2 separate regions of the Homo sapiens genome follow, and region 2 is linked to region 1. Evidence: chromatin loops called from intact Hi-C (ENCODE). Cell type or tissue: sigmoid colon. All regions are shown on one strand. Each heading gives the region's core, and the rest is flanking DNA. Links, peaks and the distances in the headings are about the cores only.

Evidence for each region. A loop is a pair of places that touch in the nucleus more often than their neighbours do. Peaks named below come from ENCODE experiments on the same cell type or tissue, not always from the same donor. Only the 100,000 strongest peaks of a DNase experiment are listed, where the experiment ranks them.
Region 2: it touches region 1 in a loop (7-fold over the local background); 76 of 110 quality-filtered maps call a loop at or near these places.

Annotation. Positions count from the first base shown.
Region 1 is chr3:125,430,940-125,443,238 of GRCh38, reverse strand. No RefSeq gene overlaps it. Among named protein-coding and RNA genes, the nearest start is that of ZNF148, 62 kb to the right of the region's middle. In sigmoid colon, for the core only: CTCF peaks have their summits at 5,054 and 5,254 (motif pointing right); a DNase peak (open chromatin) is centred at 5,228.
Region 2 is chr3:124,922,674-124,934,972 of GRCh38, reverse strand. MUC13 (mucin 13, cell surface associated) reads left to right here and starts at 222. Exons shown (of 12, transcript NM_033049.4): 1 at 222-312; 2 at 6,980-7,441; 3 at 11,324-11,446. The coding sequence starts at 261. In sigmoid colon, for the core only: a CTCF peak has its summit at 6,177 (motif pointing left); a DNase peak (open chromatin) is centred at 6,172; H3K27ac peaks cover 1,456 bases.

The sequences.
Region 1 (12,299 bases), core at 1,340-9,339:
GTGGTGAGCTGAGATCGTGCCATTGCACTCCAGCCTGGGCAACAAGAGCAAAACTCCGTCTCAAAAAAACAAAAACACGAAACAAAACAAAAAAGGATAATAAGGAAATACTATGAACAACTTTAAACCAATAGATGAAATCAACACATTCCTTGAGAAATAGAACTTACTAAAATGTACACAAGATGAAATAGAAAACCTGAGTAGCCCTATATCAAAGAAATGTGTTATTAAAAAAAATCTTTCTACAGGCCCAGCTACTTGAGAGGCTAAGACAGGAGGATACTTGAGCCCAGGAATTTGCGTTCAGCCTGGGCAACAAGGTGAGACCCCATCTCAAAAAAAAAAAAAAAAAAAACTCCAAAGAAAACTAGGTCCAGATTGCTTTATTCGTGAGTTCTATCAAACATTTAAGAAAGAAAAAGCTCCAATTATATGCAAACTTTCAGAAAATAAAAGAAAAAGGGAACACTTCCCTCCCACCTCTTTTTATGATGACAGTATCACCACAATACCAAAACTGGCCAAAGACATTTCAAGAAAAGAAAGTGACTGCCTAAATACATCATGAACATAGATGCAAAATCACTGAACTATTAGCTAATTGAATCCAGCAATATGCATTATGACCCAATAGAGTATCTCAGAATGCAAGGTTGTTTTTGCATTTAAAGTCAATTGTTACTATATTACCAGAAGAAAAATTTTGAAGTTAATATATGGAGATGGAAAAACAAAAATTCAAATGGTGCTAAAGGCCTACAAGTGAAAAGTTGTGTCCTTCTGCTCATTCCCTGCCCCTCAGTCCCCCTGTTTTCACCCCAGAGGAAACCACTGTTACCAGTTTCCTATGCATCCTTCCAGAAATTACCTATCATATACCGACACGTACACCTTCCCCAACAGCACACACAAATGGGGGAATACAGTACACACTTCACATATCTGGAAGATCGGCCCAGGTCAGTACAGATACCCCAGTCTCTTTTTGGCAGACCATAATTCATTTCATTTGCCTTGTAGTAATGGAAATGACAGTGATTTCCAGTTTGGGGCTATCACAGATGATGGCCAGGTATGGTGGCTCATGCCTATAATCCCAGCACTTTGGGAGGCTAAGGTAGGAGGATTGCTCGAGCCCAGGAGTTTGTGACCAGTCTGGGCAACATAGTAGGACACCATCTCTATAAAAAAAATTTAAAAATTAGCCAGGCTGGGTGGTATGCTCCTGTAGTCTCAGCTATTTGGGAGATTACTTACCCTAAAATAAGACATAAAACTTTATTTTAAAGCATTCCCATGAAATTTAACCTACAGATATGCTCTCATTCGAGCACTGAGATACTCACTGCATCATCATTTGGGTGTTTTGGGTTGGTTGGTTGGTTGGTTGTTTTTTGAGACAGGGTCTCCCTCTGTCACCAGGCTGGAGTGCAGTGGTGCAATTTTGGCTCACTGCAGCCTCTGCCTCCTGGCCTCAAACGATCCTCCCACCTCAGCCTCCCTAGGAGCTGGGACTACAGGCACGCACCACCAAACCCAGATAATTTTTTTATTTTTAGTAGATACAGGGTCTTGCCACATTACCCAGGCTGGTCTTGAATTCCTGGGCTCAAGCTATCCTCCTGCCTCAGCCTCCCAAAGTGCTGGGACTACAGGTGTGAGCCACTGCACGCAGCTCCCTTGCGAAGTCTAATTCCTAGTCATGGCTCAGCAGTGGCTCAAGGATGCCCACCTCTGTTTCTTTCCACCTTGCAACAGCCCCAGAAAAGCAACAAAAGGGACAATATCCTCCAATTACGAACTTCCTGAAGCTGGCTGAGGCAGAGGACCCCTTGAGTCCAGGAGTTTGAGACCAACCAGGGCAACATAGGGAGACCCTGTCCCCCACCTCAAAAAAACTAAGTCGACTTTTGAAATAGACCCAATTCTTTAAATAAGATCCCAGAATCTTCAGCTAGAAATAAGCTTAGAGATGATTTCCTGTTATTTTAAAAAGGAAGAAACTGAGGACCAGAGAGGGGAAGTGACTTGCTCTTGGCCACACAGCCAGTCCGTCCAGGTTTCTGCTTTCCAGACAAGACTCCTTCTTTATGGCTTCTCTCTCCATAGCTGCTGAGCTAATGGGCCTGTGTGGCTTGCCCAAATCTCTCTGGCTCTCACATCTCCCTGCCTGCTCAGTAGTCAGGAAGGAGAGACTGAAAGGAGGGTAAAGTGAGGCCCCACACCAGGTGAGAGGGTACCCTGAGAGTGGTTCTTGGGGAGGACACAGGAAGGCACTTAGCTAAAATGAAGGTTTGGGCTAAACACTGCATTTCACTTACTCAGAGACTTTGGACAGGTAGTGTTCCAAACCCCTCTAGAGTTCTTTCCTAGACCTGAGCTCACGTGTGTGACAGCTTGGCATGGTGAGCAGGAAGCCAGTGATAGCTGTGTTAACATTGCCTGAGCCCCAGAGAAACTATGTGTGAGCCTGGGCGGGGCAAGGGCTGGGAGTCCATGTTGCTTGAGCCAGCCTGCAGGGAGGCCCTCCAGGCTTTTTAGGAGTAGTAGAGGATGGGGAGGGGGCTTCCTTAGGAGGTGGTGGGGCCTCAGGGGTCCTGCATCCTGCCCACCTGCAGGGAGCTCCCCAATCCTGCCTGACATTGGAGCTCTGGGCAGCTCCTTTTCGGGCCCAGCTCATGTTCCTTTCTGGGGGACATGCCCTGGCTGGATGGTAACTGAAGACCCCCATCTCCTGTTAGAGATGGAAACTGACCGATAGCTTTTAGTGGGGCCCCTGCAGATGCATGTCAGGGCCCCTGCCTGGAAGCAAGAGGTGAATTCTGGGAAGGGATTTGCAGTTCCCTAAACTCACTTCTGTTTGCCTAGGGGCCCTCAGACCTGCTGTATGCCCTGCCTGAGATAGCTCAGCCTCCAGCCCCACCTCCTTTAGCTGGATAACTTATCTTCACAAACTCAGCCCAGTCATAACCTTCTCTGGGAGATCGTCCCTGAGCCTCTGACTCCCAAAACTCCCTGTACTTCCCCTTAGAATTTAGCCCCACATACTGAAATAGTTGATTTGCGTTTATGTGTGTGTGTGTGTGTGTGTGTGTGTGTGTGTGTGTAGTTAAGTTTTATAAATCTTCTATCTGTCTTTGTTGTTGTTTTAGAGACAGGGTCTTGCTCAGTCGCCCAGTCTGGAGTGCAGTGGTGTGATCTCGGCTCTCTGCAGCCTCGACCTCCCAGGCTCAAGTGATCTTCCCACCTCAGCTTCTGTAGCTAGGGCTACAGGCTCACACCACCATACCTGGTTCATTTTCTAATTTTTTGTAGAGTTGGAGGTCTCCCTATGTTGCTCAGGCTAGTATGGAACTCCTGGGCTCAAACAATCTGCCCGCCTCAGCCTCACAAAATGCTGGGATTACAGGTTTGAGCCACTGTGCCCAGACATCCCAGATGTGTTTGAAAAGAACATGTATTCTCCAGCTGTAGGGTGCAGTGTACTATGCAGGGCCCTCATATTAAGCTTCTAAATTCTATTGTTCAAATCTTTTCTTCTTTAAATTTTTTTTATTTTTTGAGACTGAGTCTCACTCTGTCACCCAGGCTGGAGTACAGTAGCACAATCTCAGCTCACTGCAACCTCCGCCTCCAGAGTTTAAGCGATTCTCTTGCCTCAGCCTCCTGAGTAGCTGGGATTATAGGTGCCTGCCACCACGACCGGCTACTTTTCATATTTTTAGTAGAGATGGGGTTTCTCCATGTTGGCCAGGCTGGTCTTGAACACCTGACCTCAGGTGATCCACCCGTCTCAGCCTCCCAAAGTGCTGGGATTATAGGCATGAGCCATCACGCCCGCCCTCTTTTTTTCTTACTGATTTTTTGTCGTTGTTGTTGTTGTTGGAGGTACTCAGGATTTTATTTTTATTTCTCACGTCTCTTCCATCTGGCTGTTTATTGGCATCCTTTAAATTTTCCTTTGTAATAAATCAGGAATAATAAGTAAGCATTCCCTGGGTTTGTGAGTCATTCTAACAAATTATTGTAATTGCCTGATAAGTGCACAGACAAAATCAATTCACTGAGACTGAGGTATTGCAGTAAACGGAGTTATTACTCAAATCAGTCTCCTGACTTTTTGTTGTTGTTGTTACTGTTGACTTGATCTATAAATTACTGGGAGAGGTGTATTAAAGTCTCCTAAAGTTGAACTTGTCCATTTCTCCTTGCAGGGTTGTCAGTTTTTGCATTATAAATTTTGAAGCTATCTTATCAGCTGCATATAGGCTTTTGTTATATCTTATCTAATTCTGCCTTTTATCAATGTGTCCTCTATTTGTAATGAGAGCCCGATTCTCACCACCCCCCTCAACTTATTTCATGTGCATTTCCCTTTGAAAAATTTAAAGGGCTGCATGGATAAACCACAATTTAACTTTTTGTCTATTATTGGACATTGTTTCTAATTTTTCATTTTTATAAACCACACTGAAGTGAGCATCTTTGTATGCAATTGTTTCTGATGATTTCCTCCTCTGGGTAGATTTCTTGTAGTGGAATTACAAGGTTAGGCTGTATGAACATTTTAAAGACTTTTCATATATGTTGTTCCTTCATGGCTGTTGATGAAATTAGAATTTTTGGTGCCTGTGTCACCCAATTGGCTCCTGTTGAGCTATCTGTTCCCAAAATCCCTCAGTGTTTTTGACTTGGTCTTTTTTTTTTTTTTTGTCCCTCACCCAATATGTGTGCACTTGGCAGACTTTATGTGTCATTTGGAACTTGCATTACTCCTCTTACAATTTAATCCGTTAGATTGGGCCCGTCCCTCCAAACCGTAAGTCTCTCCCAGCCTCTGACCAGCAGAGTGTCGGCCATGATGCAGGGGCCGTGTCTTCTGTAGCTTTGCTCCAGTCAGTTATGGAAATAGTGAGAACAGAACTCCATGGCAAACCACTGGAAACAAGCCCATGGGGATATCAAGTTCTTTTTCAATGAGGCTAATAGTTAATAGTTTATTAAACATTTACTATGCACTAGGCACTACATATATGTTAACTCATTTGATTGTTACGACAAACTCCAAAAGTAGATATTATGGTCTCTATTTTAAGATATGGGAATTGAAATTCAGGGAGAGAGGAAGTCTGTCCAACTGGTCACCCTGCTACTGGGTGAGCAGATCAGGATTCCAACCTCTCAGACTTGGGTTCTGGTCCGAAACCCAAATGGCCAGCCCTGTTCTACAGGAATCTACCACCAGGTGGCGGTAGAGCCAATGGGCCCAGGAACAACCTCTCTGAGATCTGAAATTAGCCACAAAACTGCCTTTTTTTCCTATAAAAAGTAGCGCTGACTTTTATTGACAGTAACTAAAACTAGATTATTCAATAAAATAAATATTAACCTAACAGGCACATTCCTCTGGGTAAAACGATAATAAAGTAAGCAGACCTTTGAACTTGGACCTTTCAAGCCTAGATTTCATCAATATAATTCCTCAGGGGAAAATCTCTTTTTCTAAGTCACCCACACTTGGGCAATTCTCCCTGATTTTCTGCCCATTCTTTGCTGCCTCTGCCCTCTGCACTAGCACACTCCTAGCAGTAATCAAAGCTATAGGAAGACCTTCAACTGGGAAAGCGTATCAGAATTTGAGGCAAGAAATTTAGAGAGTGGGATGTTGGTGGGCAGTGAATGGTCCCCAGGAGATTCGAATATACCCTTCTAGGGGGCATAGGTGGGCATTCCTGGTTCTGGAGAGAATCTCAGATTCACCATCTATCCAGGCACCCTTCAATCTTCCAGCCTGGGAGGAAGGACGTGCCTCTTTCTTTTCTTCAATCTCCCCATCACATTTTGAGATTTTTCTGCTCCACTTTAGAAAAAAAAAAGAAGGTTTTATTTTTTAAACTCTTCCCCTTTCCTTTTTTTTAGCGTTCCTGTCTGTACAAACACTGGTGCTTTGCTTGTCCATTTTCCACTCTTGCTGGGCAGCATCTTTTTCAAACCATTTGAACATACATTCAAATTGTTTCACCATGTTGTGGGTATTGTATTTCAATGGAATTGGAATATGAAAAGGCCTTTTTTTTTCTTTGTCTGAGACAGCATCTCGCTCTATCACCGAGGCTAGGGTGTGGTGGCAGGATCATAGCTCACTGCAGCCTCCACCTCCTGGGCTCAAGCCATCCTTCCGCCTCAGCTTCCTGAGTAGCTGGGACTACAGGCACGTGCCACCACACCTGGCTAGTTTTGTTCATTTTTTGTAGAGATGGGGTTTCACTGTATTGCCCAGGCTGGTCTCGAATTCAAGCAGTCCTCTTCCCCCGGCCTCCCAAAGCTCTGGGATAACAGATGTGGGCCACCGTGCCCAGCAATTGAAAAGGACTTTTAAAACATCCTACCATGTTTTGGTTCTGCCTGGATGGACCAGTGTTTCCCCCTAGCCCTCCCCCAGCAGTGTCCCAGGCATGAGTTGACTGCCTCCCAGTGCCCTGTCCTCACACTGAAGGGAGGGTCCCTCTGCTCCATGCACAAAGGTGAGCTCCTGACTGGCACCAGAGTTAGGGACCTCCAGGTGGGGCTGGTCCTAGAACAGTAGCCAAGACTGAGGCTCTAGGCTGCAAATCAGGGGATTCTGAAGTCACATTCAGGCCTGGTTGGACTCCTGGCTCCACCTCTTACAAGTTCCATGACTTGTCAGTTACTTACCTTTACTGAGCCTCAGATTCTTCAGGGCAAAGTGTGGATAGCACCTGCTTTGCAGAACTATTATATTAGATACAATTGGCCAGGTGTGGTGGCTTATACTTGTAATCCCAGCACTTCGGGAGGCTGAGCCAGGCGGATAACTTGAGGTCAGGAGTTCGAGACCAGCCTGGCCAACACAGTGAAACCCCATCTCTACTAAAAATACAAAAAATTAGCTGGGCGTGGTGGCGCATGCCTGTAGTCCCAGCTACTCTGGAGGCTGAGGCAGGAGAATCACTTGAATCCGGGAGGTGGAGGTTGCAGTGTGCCAAAATTGCGTCACTGCACTCTAGCCTGGGTGACAGAGCAAGACCCTACCTCAAAAAAAAAAAAAAAAAGAAAAAAGAAATGTTATATTAGATACAATAATGACAATAAATGCATGTCAAGTGTGCCTGGTAGGTATGTGCTAGGTAAATAACGTTGGCTATTGTTCAATGGAGTAAGGGATCTGGGACATCTCACAGAATCATGGAATGTTATTGCTGGTGGTCCCATAAGATCATAGGCTAGTTCTCTTAAATAACCAAATAGCTTGCTTTACCCACTTGAATGAAAACAACAAATTATTTTTTAAGGTCTAAAGAAGTGACTCCATGTTCCCAACACACTAATTATTTAAAATGTCCTTTTTACAAGGAGTGGTCTCTGTTAAAAAAAAAAAAAAAAAGTCCTCACTGGAACTCCTCCCATAGTCAATCTAGGGAACCCTGGGTGCTTCCTAGTCATGGTTACTTCACCTCCCTGAGAAGAAACAAAGAGGCCTAAAAGGCCACTCTTTGTCGTGGCTGCGGCCAACAAGCAGTTGGCCAATAGTGCACCATGTCCACTTGGGAACTGTCTTGAGGGCGGGGACCTTGTCTCCGCAGGAAGCTTCCAGGCTACTGAGACCTGCCTCTCATGCCACAGTGGTTTCTCGGGGCTCAAAATGGGGACAAGGACTCCTCTGCACGGTTGTAGTTAGCCTAGACCTAGCCTGGGCTCCATGGCCACAGAGTTTTGGAGACTGAGCTCTTTGAACTCATGCACACACAATGGGTCACAAGCCAGGCCCCAACCAGCTTGAGCCAGTTCTCCCCATGATTCAGGAGAAGGAGCTCCAAGAACTCTTGGCATCACCTTGAAGTGAGAGGCTGTCCCTCACTGCAGTTGCCAGCAAAAACCAAAATGGCCACTCAGTGATGCCACAAGTCTCCCTTCTAACTAAACAGGACCAGCTCACCCCAGGCCAGAGCTGGTTCCTGTCCTTCCAGCACCTCCAAGTCCAATTCCCAAAGCCCCAGAGCGGGTCCTTCCTCTCCTGTCCCAAGGGCCGTCTCATTTCCTGTCCTGATTCCTCTTCCCAGCAGGGCCTCCCATTTCCCTGAGGAGAAACCACCCTGCTGTTACCCTCATAGGTATTTAGATGAGAAAACTGAAGCCTGAGAGAGGAAAGGTAACTTTGCCAAATGCACGCAGCTGGTTAGCAGGTGAAACCACATGTCCTGACACCAACTTTAAGCACTTTCCCCAACCATAGTGGGCCCAGATTCAAATAGGGACATTGGGAGGAAGAGGTATGGGTCAGGGGTTAGAGGTCAGGGGTCAGACAGGTGGGTAAAATCAGGGTGTTGAGGAGAGTGGTGCTGGCAGCTGAGTGAGTCTGCAATTGGTAACGGGTGGAAATGAGTAAGGGCCGATGCCCCCGGGATGCTGGGTTTTCATTTTAGAAGGAACTTCCCTTATGAGCTGTGCAATTAGGTTTTCAATGAATCAGAAATACTTTTTTGAGGATTAGAAGGAAATACCCAGTGCTGGCCCACAGGCTGTAGGGCTGTTTAAAAACGAAAACCAAAACCATAAAGCCCGGGCTATGAATTTCAGTCATTTGCACGTGAGCTGCCATTAATTTGTAGATTCTCTTTTAGAGCACTAACTAGGTGCACATAAAATTAAATTAACTAATTAACACAAATGTCTGCAACTGCTCTCAGGGTGATCACTCACGGAGGGAGCACACCTAGTAACTTTCAGACCAAGTTCTCCTTTTCCCAGACAGCTGCATAAATGTGGGGCTACAAAAAGCCCAAAGACGAACATGAACTCAACAACGCCATCCCAGAAGCCCCCATGCAGATGATGGGGCCAACAGAGCAATATGCTATCAGTGCTGACCTTGCTAAGGCCTGACCCCTCACTCCTGGAAAATCTTAGACCCTTTCTTAGGATACTCTTTCCTGATTGGAACGGGGAGCAGCGTAGAATACCTGCATCAAGATGCTTGGATACAGGTGAGCAATGAGGGAATTTACTACAACTTGGAAGTGGAGTGCCTCGGGGTTGCAGGGTCAGGCAATCCAGCTGCCCAGAGCATTTCATCATAGACTCTGAGAGAAGAAATCTAGAGAAGAGAGCTGTTGCTTGAGGTGCCAGCTCCTTCTACCTTCAGGCGGTGAATCTCCAAGTGTGGTACTCCAAGTGTGGTACTGGGCCAGCAGAATCTGCTCCACCTGGGATCTTGTTAGAAAGGTAAATGCTCAGCCCCAACCAGACCTGCTGACTCAGAAATGGGGTGGGGCCCAGCGCTCTGCGTTTTAACAAGCACTCTGGGTGATTTGGATGCAGGCTCCAGTTTGAGAATCTCTGCCCTAAGGCATCCTGGGGCTGTAGTATTAACAATAATAGTTTTGTGGCTAAGGGTGTGGACTTTCCGCAGACAGATCTGTAATCCCAATGCTGGCTTTGCTTTGGGCGGGTCTTGGGTGAGACCAAGGGTGCAGACTGGAAGGAGGCCCATGCTCTCTGGGTCACACAGACAGATGGGCACCCGACAGCGAGGGCCTCACCTGTCTCATCCCAGTCCCAGCCCTGTCTTCCTACTGGAGAGGTGTGTGACCTTGGACCCCACAGAACTAAGGTCTGGTTCTGTTGTTCTGCAGGCGGGGCCTGGGAATGTGCATTTTAAGAGCTCCCCAGTTATTCTGATCCGCCAACCTTGGAAATTGCTGAGTTATCCTCTCTGAATCTCCGTTTTCTAACTTGTAAAAAGGGGTAACGTAAAAAGGGGTATCTGTAAAGCACTAATTAGGGAAAAGGAATGAGGCTGGCGGGATCAGGGGAAAGCAAAAAGAAAAAGCAGATAAGCTATGAGTCTGCCTTTCTTCATGGACCAGGACACACAGCCCTCCTGTGCAGATAACTCACAATCTTGCTGCACCCAACTATCACCAGACACCTGCAAGTTAGCTCACTGCAACGTTGGTGTTATCAGCACTGCACAAGCCCTCTTCAGCACACAGCACAAGCACCATCCTATAAAGTCTGCAGCAAGCCTTTATCTCCTTGCAGTCAGTTCCTCTCTTGCTAACTTGCCCATTGCTTTCTTGCAGCGTATTTTCATACTTTCTCTAATAAATCTGCCTTTCTTTACCTACAACTGACTTGTTAAATTCTTCTTACTGCCCGCACCGCCAGCCCAGATAGTCACTGATCTGCGACAGTAACAACCCCCCGGGAGTTGTTTTGGGGTTAAATAAAATAGTGAATGTACGGCATTTAGCATTATTCCACAGTGATTGCAAGGGAGCAATAACCAGTGGGCTGGGGGAGTCTCCCAAATACTGGTGGGATCTCGTCCCCAGCTAGTGTCTGGGCTGTTGATACCATCACGAGAAGAAATTCAAGGATGAGTCAGAAAATAGTGAAAATACAGAGATATATTGCAAAGTGAAGGTACACACTCAAGAAAGGGGATTGTGGGCAGACTCAAAAGGGTCACACTAGGAGGTTTGGGATTTCTACCTTTATGGGTTTCTTTAACCAAGCGGTGGAATATTCATGAAAATTCCTGGAAAAAGGTGGAGATTTTTTGAAACTGTGGTGCTACCCATTTTTATACTAAATATGGGTGTTCTGGGAACTGTCATGGCACTGGTGGGTGTCTGATTTGTGTGTTAATGAGCAGATAATGAGGTTCTAGGAGAAATCTAGGTCAAATCCAGCGCCATGTTGGGTCCAGTCAGTCTTAGCCAGCTTGGTCCACATGCTGGTTTTCAGTGTTTTATCAGTCCCTAGTTTCTGCAGCTATTTCAACAGTTTCCTTTTGGTTAGTCATGTGAAATTGCTGCCTGGAATTTTCTCCTCTCCTGCGACCACCCTGTATTATAACTTTCTCAGGAGGAATTCCCTGGGTTGTAGTGTGGGGCTGCCAAAAGGGCCTGGGTTCATCCCAGCATTTTTGTGATCTTGATCCACCTTAGCCTTTCAGCCTGTGGGCAAGGAGGTGTGAGGGTTTGGCAACCCTTTTCTTACTGGGAATCTGGTTTCAGATTCCTTTGGTAGGTGGGATGGTCTGAGGCCTCTCCAGAAGAGAAGCTTCAAGTTGTCTGACCTAATGACATTCTACAGAGGCCTAGGGATACAGTGCAGGCTGTCCACCAAGCCCAAGCAGGAAAGTCAGTGTTGCTGTTGACTTGAAACATGAGTCAAAATGAAAGGAGAGTGAGAGCAAACATTTGTGGAATACCAGCTCAGCACAGATTCACTCACGCTCTTCATTTCATTGAACTCTCCTAACAATCTGTGAAGTAGGTATAATTATTTATTATCGTCCTCCACATTTTACAGATGAAGACACTGAGGTTCAGAGTGGCTCACCTGCTCCAAAGCCAGGTTCTTTGCCTTGCACTGGTGGTGTTCAAATCGTGTTCTGCAGAACCCAGGGCATTTATGTCATTTTAGGGGTCACTATGGGAGGCAGGAAACAGTCCCCAGGTCTCTTCAACTGGGGCATAGCCTCTAGCTAGTTTAAACCTTCAAATAAAATTCTGCCAGGATTTTTCAGTATTGAAAAAAATTTTGAAAAATTATTGCTCTGTGCAATATGCCTGAAGTCTAGCCAATCCTGGACTCAGTGTCATGCGATCTGAATGTGAGGTTCTTGGGACTTCAGATTTAACTGAGGACTAATGTGAAAGATATTTGACATCTAAGTGATCATGAAACAGAGTTCCCATACCTCCTACATTTTTTTTTTTAATAACTGAGATAAGGTCTTGCTATTTGCCCAGTCTGGTCTAAAACTCCCGGGCTCAAGTGATCCTCCTGCCTTGACCTCCCAAAGTGCTGGGATTACAGGCGTGAGCCACCATGCCCAGCCAATACACCTTAAATTTTAAAAAGAAAATTTAAAGAACCAGTTCCACATCTTTTGTACTTTGCAGGCATATCGGGGATATAAAAAGGCAGTAGACTGTGGAGAGGGAGAATGCCTTGCAGAGAGATTTCCTTGGAGAGATCTGTGGCCATGCTGAATCCCCCGTTCCCGCTAGTGGGACGGAAGGGAGGTGCTATCTACTGTGCCTAAAACCTAGTGGGAAAGGCTTCCAAGTGTCAACTGAAAAATGGAGATTCATACATTTGGAAAGGAGAATTTCATTTCTCATAAAGTGTTGCAGCCTGCAGAGTGGCCATGTTGACAGGCCGGGAAGTGTAGCCTCCAACCAGAAGCTGGAAACAGACACTTTGAGGGTGGGAAGAATAAGACAGGGATTTATGCTGACCAAGGTGGCCAAATCTACATA
Region 2 (12,299 bases), core at 2,058-10,057, 510 kb after region 1:
ACCTCACAAGGATATTTGGAATGTCCTGACTTATTTTGGGCTTTGAGTCAGAAAAATGATTCGTAAGGCCAGCTCCACCTCTTCTATCTCAAAAGCTCGGAAGAGATCTATGGTATTTGGCCAAATGCTAGCTATAATTGCCTTTCTGTGGTTTGACGTCAATTAATGACTGGACTTTGTACCCGAAAGACAGTTAAAACGAAAGGTAGCCAGGAAGGGAAATCATTTCCTCCTCAGATTACCAAGCAAGAACAGCTAAAATGAAAGCCATCATTCATCTTACTCTTCTTGCTCTCCTTTCTGTAAACACAGGTAAGGAATATTTTTACATTTTAATTCTTCCAATCATGTATGTTGTCTTTGAGGTAGAATCAGCAGGCCTATAGCTACCAATTCTCCCAGCCCAGCACATGGTCTATTTTATAAATGAAGTTTCCTCTCCAGCTCAGCTCAAAGACACAGACATTTTATCCTGTGATGGGGAAGATAGAGCAATAGCAAAAGTGGTCTGTGGGCTGGGCGCGGTGGCTCACGCCTGTAATCTCAGCAATATGGGAGGCCGAGGCAGATGGATCACTTGAGGTCAGGAGTTTGAAACCACCCTGGCCAACATGGTGAAACTCCATCTCTACTAAAAATACAAAAAAATTAGCCAGGTGTGGCGGTGGGCACCTGTAGTCTCAGCTACTCAGGAGGCTGAGGCAGAAAGAATCGCTTGAACTCGGGAAGTGGAGGTTGCAGTGAGCTGAGATGACACGGAGTGACAGAGCGAGACTCCATCTTGTAGGGGTGGGGGGAAGAAGTGGTCTATGGAGTGAGATCTGGGGGCTCAGCAAACCAGAGGTTTCTCTTTGAGAGTTCCTGAGGCCAGATAAGAAGGACTAAGTAGGTTGCAAGGACCCAGTTCTCTACTATAGCGTTCTGGATCCCCTCTCATGATAATCAGAGAGCTGACCACAGCAAAAAGCCTCCTTTCACAAATGTACTTGAATTTGAGAATGCTAAACCATAGGGAGTAATTGTCACGTTGATTAGACTTCAGACATGTACTCTCTGTTCTGAGTTAGGAAGGGTTCTATGGGCCACATGTGGGTGAGGTCAGCAGTATGTTGAGAGGTGAGGGTTGTGGAGGCCAATTGGCTTCCTAAAATTTTGCAGAAAAATCACTGGCATGAAGTAGATGGACTAATAGGAAAAAAGGCATACAACTGTATTTAATGTGTGTACCCAGGAACCTTCAGCATGAACACCCAACTTCCTGATGAGGTATAGAAGCTTATACACCATCTTGAGGTTACAGAAAGAAAGGGGGCTTGGATCTTGGTAAAACAAGTTATGGAAGAAGGGAGAAGAGGAATTCTGTTGAGGGGCAATAAATGATTATTAGGGAGAATAATTGGATCTGGGAACAAAAATGAACTTGTAGATAATTCTCCTTGGAATTTAAAGATCCTTGGAGACAGTCCTTATCTTGATGAAGGGTCAGCTCAGGGGTGGTTTCCTTCTCGGTCTTCTTTCCTGTAGTGGATAATGACATAACAGGGAGGGGAACAGGAGCAATAGTTCTTCTTTGGTGGATCAGTCCTTACAGCGCTTGTTGACCTCTAAGAGTTTTTAATTTAAAATACTCATTATATCATGGAGCTATATTTGGGGGTGAAATATTTTTATTTCCTTCAGGTTCAATGAGTTGAAATCTAGAAGCTGCTTGCAGAAAGGAAGAAAGTATTTGATAAGGCAGATGTATGAAGAGAAATTAAGCCCTTTCAGAGAACTGGAATGAATGGCATCAGGATTAGAGTTTTTTGAGAGCTGGTTTCAAGCTCTTAATGCTGGAAGGTTGGAGAAGGCTAGCTGCACAGGAGGGGAGGGCTCACCAGATCTCTCCTGCCAACCTTGGGGGCAGATGCTAGGTCCAAGCCTTCAGGACAAAGGAAGAATTGGTGAGGCTTGTATGACTTTCAGGAGCCACTGTTAAAAAAGGCTTGACTTTTTAAAAATAGAATAGAAGGGCGGTAGAAAGGGGAAAGTTGGCTGGGAGGGGACAAGGAGATGAATAGAGAGTTAAGGGAATCAGGAATCATTGAGGCTCAAGGGACCTTAGGGGAATGGAGATGTTTCTTGACCCAGAGAACCCAGGGGGAAGGGCAAAAGTAGGGCAAGCAGGGATTCAGATGGCATGCCACCACTTATTAGCTGTGGGGTGTCTCTGACCCTCAGTGTCTTCCTGTGTAGCAATAGAGGGGAAATCCCTATACTGAAGAGTGACTGAGAGGATTAAATGAGACAAAGAGCCTGATGTGCCGGGATACTGCCTGGCACATAGGGGCTTAATAAATGATTTCCCTTTTTGTCATGTCTGCACTTGGATCTGATTTTCTTTTCTTTCTTTCTTTTTTTTTTTTTGAGACCGAGTTTCACTCTTGTCGCCCAGGCTGGAGTGCAATGGCACGATCTCTGCTTACTGCAACCTCCGCCTCCCAGGTTCAAGCGATTCTCCTGCCTCAGCCTCCAGACTAGCTGGGATTACAGGCACCTGCCACCACACCTGGCTAATTTTTGTATTTTTAGTAGAGATGGGGTTTCACCATGTTGGCTAGGCTGGTCTCAGACTCTTGACCTCAGGAGATCCACCTGCCTTGGCCTCCCAAAGTGCTGGGATTACAGGCGTGAGCCACCACGCCCAGCCTGGATCTGATTTTCAAACTTTGGTTTTGATTTCCTCTTCTTTGTTTAAAAAAGTTATACAAGTAATGCAGACCCACTGTAACAAATCCAAACAATACAGATGTATATGAAATAAAAATTGAGCATCCAATCTGACTTCCCACCCATCTACCTCCAGATATATTAATACTGACAGTTTTGTGGCTACTAAGGTTTGCTTTTGAAAAAAATATTTATTTTATTATTTATTTATTTATTTTGAGACAGAGTTTTGTTCTTGTTGCCCAGGCTGGAGTGCAATGGCGCCATCTTGGCTCACTGCAACCTCCGCCTGCCAGGTTCAAGCAATTCTCCTGCCTCAGCTTCCCAAGTAGCTGGGATTACAGGTGCTCACTACCACACCTGGCTAATTTTTTTGTATTTTTAGTAGAGACGGGGTTTCACTACATTGGCCAGGCTGTTCTCGAACTCCTGACCTCATGATCCGCCCGCCTTGGCCTCCCAAAGTTCTGGGATTACAGGCGTGAGCCACCGCGCCTGGCCTTATATTACTTTTTGAGATGGAGTTTTGCTCTTGTCGCCCAGGCTGGAGTGCAATGGCACTATCTCAGCTCACTGCAACCTCTGCCTCCCAGGTTCAAGTGATTCTCCTGCCTCAGTTTCCCGAGTGGCTGGGATTATAGGTGCCTGCCACCACGCCCAGCTAATTTTTGCATTTTTGGTAGAGATGGCGTTTCATCATGTTGGCCAGGCTGATCCCAAACTCCTGACCTCAGGTGATCTGCCCGCCTCGGCCTCCCAAACTGCTGGGATTACAGGCATGAGCCACCGCGCCTGGCCTGAAAATTTTTAAAAAGTTGCTTTTTTTTTTTTTTGAGACAGAGTCTCGCTCTGTTGCCAGGCTGGAGTGCAGTTGTCACGATCTTGGCTCGCTGCAACCTCTGCCTCCTGGGTTCAACCAATTCTCCTGTCTCAGCCTCCCAAGTAGTTGGGACTACAGGCGTGTGCCACCATGCCCAGATAATTTTTGTATTTTTAGTAGAGACAGGGTTTCATCATGTTGGCCAGGATGGTCACAATCTCTTGATCTCATGATCCACCCACCTCAGCCTCCCGAAGTGCCGGGATTACAGACATGAGCCACCGCTCCTGGCCTGAAAATTTTTAAAAAGTTGCTTTTTAATGTAACGTTAAGGATTTTGGAGGTGTGTGTAAGGAATCACTACTTCAAACATGAGTTCCATCTCAGATTCTGAGCAACCAAGGGCAGGAAGTGTGTCTTGTACACCTTTACGTTCCTCCTCACCCCTATGCCTTGTATAGCACCTTGACTGCAAGAACCCCCGCACAAGCATTTACTGAAACAAATGAAAAATGTGCCAGTGACATTTGAAGAGCCTTTAACAGGCAAAACTTCCCAGGTTGTTTTTGCTTTCTCTGAGAGACTAGGACTGCATTATTCCACAGAATCTGATGAGTGCCTTTGGGAACCAACATCTCATCATAATGAAGAATTCAGATCTGGGAGAAAGGCGTTTGATTGTGACTTTCAGCTAGCTTTGAATAAAGCAGTTATAGGTGTGCCCTGGACAGGGGTGGTGATTATGGAGTGTTCCCCAGAAAGAAACCAGGTCAGGGCATATATTTTCCCATTGAAACCTATGATTTGTACCTCTGTGGACGTTGTGCTATCCTTGTGTTATTTAGAAGCTTTAGGACCTAAGGAAATAAAAAGACTAAAGTTATTTCTACTGCACAGATGTCTTCATATATTTCTGTTATCTATAGATTGAACAAAATAGGTTATTTTACAGTTCCTCTTGGGTATTTTTACTAGATAATTTAAGCCTGGGATATCAGCTCTAAGCTGTCTTCCCTGAAATCTATACAACCCTCAGATAAAACACATATATACACATAGACACACACAAGTGTATTTTAGTTTAAAAAAAAATCGTAGCTATTCACAGCAATGAATTGCTGTCAGCTTGGAATGTGTCTCATTTATTAAAACTAATTGAGCATTCTGAAATGTATTCTCCCTAGTGAACAGAAATTTAAAACCAAAATAAACAAGCCACCAAGTCCAAAACTCCTTGTCATAATTCCAAAGACCTGCAAAAACCTCTCAAGAAGTCCCAATTTGTTTTATGCACATCTACAGAAACATGTTGGTTCTTTGGCATCGGCCGAGAATGAATATTCCCAAAGCATGAAATTCAGGGTCTGGTGGGGTTGGGGTTGTTTGCACCCACAGTCTGCCAAGTCCTTTTCTTCTGTCCAGAGTTTTCCACAGCGAGAGCCAGCCCCTGGCCACTCTCACTGCTACTCCGATGATAGAGGGCACCGTGGAGGTCACTTCTATTTCCACCGCTTTCATTCTGATCCCCAATTTTCTCTATTTGCTTTTCTTGTGTTTGTTCCTCGGGGGTCTTGGCTTTTTCATTAAATGGATGGCCTTCCCCATAACTTTAATCAAGTGATAGTTAGGACATTGTCATCTCACAGACCTGGCTTTGCCTCTGGGCAAATTCCTTAACCCTTCTGAGTATTGGTGGGCTCTTCTGTCAAATGTGGGCACTTATGTCTACTTCACAGGTACAGTCGGGCACAGGGCCAGTGCTTGATAGATGAGAACTATCCTGAGTGGCAGGAATAGGAAGACTGGCAGTCAACATTGCCAGTTGCTGATGTATTTCTTACCTAGGAAGAGCAATTGCTGATCTCTTCAACACTTCTGAATGGCTATGTTAGCCAAGCCCTCTTCAAGGTGAAGAATCAGGCTCTGCCCTCAAGGGGCTCATAGACCCATCGGGGAATCAGGAAGCATATTCTGCAGTTCTCTGCACCCTAAGGTTTAGAAATTGCTTCCTCACTAAACCTTTTTCTTTCAATAATTTTTTTAACCTATTGTCAAGGTCAGAGTTCTTAGAGACAAGGAAAAGTTCTAGAAAACTTATCACTGGGCCAGGCAAGGTGGCTTACACCTGTTATCCTAACACTTGGGCGGCCAAGGTGGGAGGATCACTTGAGCCCAGGAGTTTCAGCGCTGCAGTGAGCTATTATGGCACCACTGCACTCCAGCATGTGTGACAGAACAAGACCATGTCTCTAAAAAAAAAAAATAAAATAAAAGAGTGGGGGAAGAAAATGGATCACTGGATCCCTAGAGTTTACTACTCCATGTGTCCAGGGGTTCCTAAAAGTTGTGAAAATGCGACTTTGATATCCATCATAGCTCAGAGGGCAAAGATCACTTATTCATCTTACTCTTAGTCAATGTATCTAGAATTGTGAATGGGAAAACACTACTAGAATAAAATTTTGGAAGAAGTATAATAAGCACTTAATGAGGTATTTTTATTTTATTATTCTTTAAATTACCCAACCCTAACCTTTCCCTCCCTCAATCTATCAAGGTAATGAAAAAATGGGACAGTTGCCTTAAAGTGCAGAAAGACAAAAGTAGTCCATTTCTGGGTAGTCACTGCGCCACCTTGTGGCATTCTCAATTGTCCTCACTGAGAATGGTCTGAAGTATATTAAACCCTGATCTACAGTTACGTGACTACAGGCATAAATAATATTACTTCTTAGTATTCAACTTAAAAAACATTAACTCTTCTGCGGGACTGGTGGGTCACATCTGCAATCCCAGCACTTTGGGAGGCTGAGGCAGGAGGATCATTTGAGGCCAGGAGTTAAGAGACCAGCCTAGCCAGCATAGTGAGACCCTCATCTCTAAAACACACAAAAAAATTAGCCAGCCATGGAGGTGTTACAACTGTAGTCCTAGCTATTTGGGAGGCTGAGGTGGGAGGATTGCTTGAGCCTAGGAGCTCAAGGCTGCAGTGAACTATGATCACACTACTGCACTCCAGCCTGGGTGGCAGAGCAAGACCTTATTCCTAAAATAAATAAATAAACATTAACTCTTTATTTGTCACATTTTTCAATAACATTTTTTCCAGTTTTGTCTGTTTAATTTTTAATGTTATTTATTGTGGGTTTTTTGTGTTTAGAAATAACCATGTATTTTAATTTTTAATGTAGTCATATATTTTCATTTTTCCAGAAAAGAATGAGTTGAGGCTGGGCATGGCACTTCATACCTATAATCTCAGCACTTTGGGAGGCCAAGGAGGGTGGACTGCTTGAGCCCAGGGGTTTATGACCAATCTAGGCAACTTGGGGAAACCCTACCTCTAAAAAAAAAAAAAAAAGAATGAGTTGGATATGATTTAGTATTAAGTAACTGCCATTAGTTATTCAATGTACTGTCTCCTCAAACTTGGTATCTTTGTTCCTCCAGCCACCAACCAAGGCAACTCAGCTGATGCTGTAACAACCACAGAAACTGCGACTAGTGGTCCTACAGTAGCTGCAGCTGATACCACTGAAACTAATTTCCCTGAAACTGCTAGCACCACAGCAAATACACCTTCTTTCCCAACAGCTACTTCACCTGCTCCCCCCATAATTAGTACACATAGTTCCTCCACAATTCCTACACCTGCTCCCCCCATAATTAGTACACATAGTTCCTCCACAATTCCTATACCTACTGCTGCAGACAGTGAGTCAACCACAAATGTAAATTCATTAGCTACCTCTGACATAATCACCGCTTCATCTCCAAATGATGGATTAATCACAATGGTTCCTTCTGAAACACAAAGTAACAATGAAATGTCCCCCACCACAGAAGACAATCAATCATCAGGGCCTCCCACTGGCACCGCTTTATTGGAGACCAGCACCCTAAACAGCACAGGTAAGGACAATTCCCTCAAAGACTCCCCAAGGATGGAGAGTACAATTGTGGAGGGAGGGAGGTGGGTATGTTCTGGTGGGGTAGGAAAATGGGTCTAAAGAGGCCCAAGGTTTCTTTGGAAATGAACTGTGGGCTTGAAATCTGTGTCACAATGTAGTGACAGCAGAGGCCCTAAAATCCTCAGTTTCCTTCTGTTCTCCTTTCCTTCCCTCCCATCCTACCTCAAGTTATTTGCTAGCTGTGCAGTATTTTTTTTAATGAACTTGGGCTTTGTGAAAGGTAGCTCTATAGCTTTCCTCTCCCTAGGGGATTTTTAGAAATAGTTTCAGCTGCTCTGAGAAGACCAGGTCCAAATAAGCACAGACTGTCCAGCACCACTGGTCTAGCTCTCTGGTCTACCTAAGGAAGAAGTCAGTTCTACCCTTGTAAGATGGTGGCTGATCACAATGTGGAACTTGAGCCAAGTCATAGAATTTGAGACTGAGGGGTAGAAAGCAAAACAACAGCAGTGTTCAAACAATCCTAGGCATAACCAGGGCCATTGTCCAAAGGACAGATGCTTTGGGAACACTAAGAGATGACAAGTGACCTCAAGCAGAAGTTAATGAAACAGGAACCATTTGCTTCACTTCCCCAAGCTCAGCCTATAACAGAAATCAACTACGTTTATCAGTAAAGGCTAAATGGCCTTGTGGGCCATGTGGGGTCTCTGTTGTAACTCCTGCACTCTACTATTTTAACATGAAAGCAGCCACAGTTAACAAACAAAAGGTTGGTCAGATATGACTCGTGAACCATAGTTTGCCAGCCCTTGATCTAGAAGAATCGTCACACTTTAGAGCCTAAAGAATCTAGATAAATCCTATCATTCTCAGATGGGAAATCTGGGACCCAGTGAGGGCCATGACTCACCCAGGGTCAAAGATCAAGTGGATGTCTCCCTACCCTTAACTTCTGGTAGCTTCCTCAATGTTCTTTGATAGATTTAAGAAATAGATGGTTAAGCAAGTAGACCCCAGAGGCTGTATCTAAGACCTCTTTCCCCAATCTTTCATGTTTGGAGGGGCCACTCTGAAGGCGGGATCCAATGGGACACAGCTGTCCTGGGATCAGGAAAGAGAGGTTTTCTAAGCCATTTCTGCTTCGCCAGGTGTTCCCTCAGAGTCAGGCCATCTTCCTGTGTTCTGGCCCTACCATGAACAAACTGTGGGGCATGGGGCAAGTCATTTCTCTCTTGGCTTCAACTTAGTGATCTGCAATAAGGCGAGACTGAACTAAAAAGCCCCCCAAATCTCTTCTGGCTGTAACATCCTGTGACTTAATCAATTCCTGGCCATGAAACAAGTTAATGAGTCTGTCCTTCGTTGCTGAAGAGAAAGCACCTCAGAGTTGTTTGTCTGGTGTCTCCAGAAGGAGACACATTCTTCCTTAAGATTTCCCAAGTCATCTTTGCAAGGTGGCTGAGGCTTTTCTTAAAGAAGCCATTAATTTTATTTAGAAGACTGGTTCATACTTTGTCAGAGGGGTGACGCTTATTTTTGTTTATAAGATACTGAACTATGCCTCCTTTTATCCCATATAGTCTATTTTTTTTCTCTTTAAAAAATTGTTAATGGAAGCCGAGCATGGTGGCTCACGCCTGTAATCCCAGCACTTTGGGAGGCTGAGGTGGGTGAATTGCTTGAGCTGAGGAGTTCAAGACCAGCCTGGGAAACATGGCAAAACCCCATCTCTACAGAAAAATACAAAAATTAGCCAGGTGTGGTAGCATGCACCTGTAGTCTCAGCTACTCAGGAGGCTGAAGTGGGAGTATCACTCAAGCCTGGGAGGCAGAGGTTGCAGCCAGCCAAGATTGTGTCAGTGCACTCCAGGCTGGGCAACAGAGCAAGGCCCTGTCTCAAAAATATAATGTTAATGAACTTTATTTTTAGAGCAGTTTTAGACTCACAGCAAGATTTAGAGAAAGGTACAGAGGTTTCCCATATACTCCCTGGCCTGACACATATATTATCAACATCCCCCACCAGAGCAGTGTGTTTATTACAATTGATAAACCTCCAGTGACACATCATTATCACCTACAGACCATAGTTTACATTAGAGATCACTCGTGGTGCTGTGCATTTTATGAATTTGGACAAATAAATGTATAATGGCATGCATCCACTATTATAGGATCACAACCCTAAATATCTTTTGCACTTTTCATCCTCCCCTCTAACTCCTGGCAACCACAGATCTTTTTACTGTCTCCACAGTTTTGCCTTTTCCAGAAAGTCATATAGTTGGAATCATACATTATGTAGCCTTTCGAGATTGGCTTCTTTTACATAGTAGCATGCATTTCCTCCATGTCTTTTCATGGCTTGATAGCTCATTTTTTAGTGCTGAATAATATTCCATTGTCTAGATGTACCAGTTTGTTTATCCATTCACCTACTGAACGGTATCTTGGTTGCTTCCAAGTAGTGGCACTCATGAACAAAGCTGATATTAACATGGATGTGCAGGCTTTTGTGTGGACATAAATTTTCCACACCTTTGGTTAAATACCAAGGAGGGTGACTCTCAGATCTTCTCGTAAGAGTATGTTTATTTTTGTAAGAAACCACCAAACTTTCCTCTCAAAGTGGCTGTGTCATTTTGCATTCCCACCAATGAATGAGAGTTCCCATTGCCCCATATTCTCACCAGCATTATTTTACTTTTTATTTTTTAATAAAAGTAAATTAGGCCTATAATTATGGAAAAAACAGCTCAAACAGGGCAAAATCATGTACAATAAAAAATAAATCTCCCTCTCATCCTAAACCCCCAGGACCCAGACCCCCAGTTTCCTTCCCCAGAGGCAACTTCTGTGCCCAATTCCTTGTATCTCCCTCCTGAAATTACCTATGCAAATATAAGCAAATATTTGCTTGTGTATAATCCTTCCCTTCTTTTATTCACAAAAGAGAGCATGTTATACACATTGTACCTTACATACAGCTTTTAAAGAAATCAGTGGTTTCTACATATAGGTTTGTAAGACTCTCAAGACAGCTCTGAAGGTTATCAAACACATAAGCTATTCTGACATCACAGCTCAGAATCATTCCACTTGACAGAAGTGAAGAAAACTCATAGCCCAGATCACCACTGGACCACTGAGCTAACTCTCCTCCTCAGATCTCATCAGTTCCCCAGAGAAAGAAAGATGCTACACCCTGCCTGGCCTGGGAGTCTCAGCCCACAGTGTAGAACCCATTGCAGTGTTATTTTCACCATTTATTCAGATGATCCACTTAGAAAGCCAGAGGCTGGAATGTCTTCTCATGGCCTCTTAGAATTTTCACTGAGTTAATCCACATTTCTCTCCTTTACTATCCCATTCCTGTTTTTATGGCTATGTCTCCTAGGTATGCCTAACAGAATGTGACATCTAGTTTCTTTTGGAGCTTCTTGGCTGTTTCTTCCTATATGACAATTATTCATACCTTTCTAAAAATAAGATGTTTTATCTAGAATGTTTTGGGGAGCCCCACCTAGTGTTAGAGGACCATGCTTCAAGGTTCTGGAGGGACTTTGAGATCTGAAGATTCCTGACTCCTTGGAGTCAGAAGACTGCAATCTCTCTTTCTTTGGGCAAGCCCTTGTACACTAATCTCTGATCTTTACTATTGACAAGTATTATACTTGGCTCTAGAATTTCAGAAACAAACTCTCTAGAGACCTAAGCAAGCAAATATTTGTTTTTAACTCTTCCAAAAGTGTGCTGTGGAGTAACACAAGCAAGGAATGGAAAGGGCCCAGGGGGGAGGCATGAAGATGGAAAAATACGTTTCCAGTTGTTATTTATTGTCATTTCTCTGGATTTCTAATCTCTTTCTACTCCATCTAAGGTCCCAGCAATCCTTGCCAAGATGATCCCTGTGCAGATAATTCGTTATGTGTTAAGCTGCATAATACAAGTTTTTGCCTGTGTTTAGAAGGGTATTACTACAACTCTTCTACATGTAAGAAAGGTGAGTTACAAGGGATGAGCCATGGCTGAGCTCTGTATCTCACACCAAAAGTGGAATCGAAAACTCAAAATGATGGCAAAAGGAGATTCCAAAATATGAGAGATAAAGAAAATGCAGAGGCAACAAAGGCCAGCAAAGTAGAGAAAAGTGCTGTTACCTAGGGACACTGAGGCAGAACAAGGTGATCTATCAAAGACCACACAGTCCAGCAACCCTGGGAGCCTGATCTTCAGTTCTGTGTCACAAGATTTGTTTGCTCCATAACATCAGATCCCCCTCTTAGAGACATAAGAGCCCTTCAGCTCTAAAAATGGATTTCAGGAGTACATTTATACACTTGTGGCATAATGATGTTTTGATTAGATCACCAGGGTGCAGTGAAGGTCTGAGGGCTGACTGTCTGAGTTCTGTTTTTTTTTTTTTTCTGTTTTATGAATGAGAAATATCTTCATTTTCCAGAGCAGCCAATTCTATAAGAAATGAATGCATTGCATTGCCCACTGGGGTTAGGGATATACCAAAAGGCCCCCAAATGCTCATATTTTTAGCACTAATAATCTCACTCCTGGGGATTTACTCTAAGTAAGTGACCCCAAATACAGAAGAACAGTTTGTGTGTGAAGATGTTCATTGCAACTTTTTCTTTTCCTTTTAAATAATTAAAAGCACTAAGTCCAATAACAAAAAATGATTACATCAAGGAAGGGGACATGTACTTCACAGAATATTATGCAACCTTTAAAAATGATGGTTATGAGACCAGGCATAGGAGCTCACACCTGTAATCCCAGCACTTTGGGAGGCCAAGGCAGGAGGATCACTTGAGCCCAGGAGTTCAAGCCTGCAGTGACCC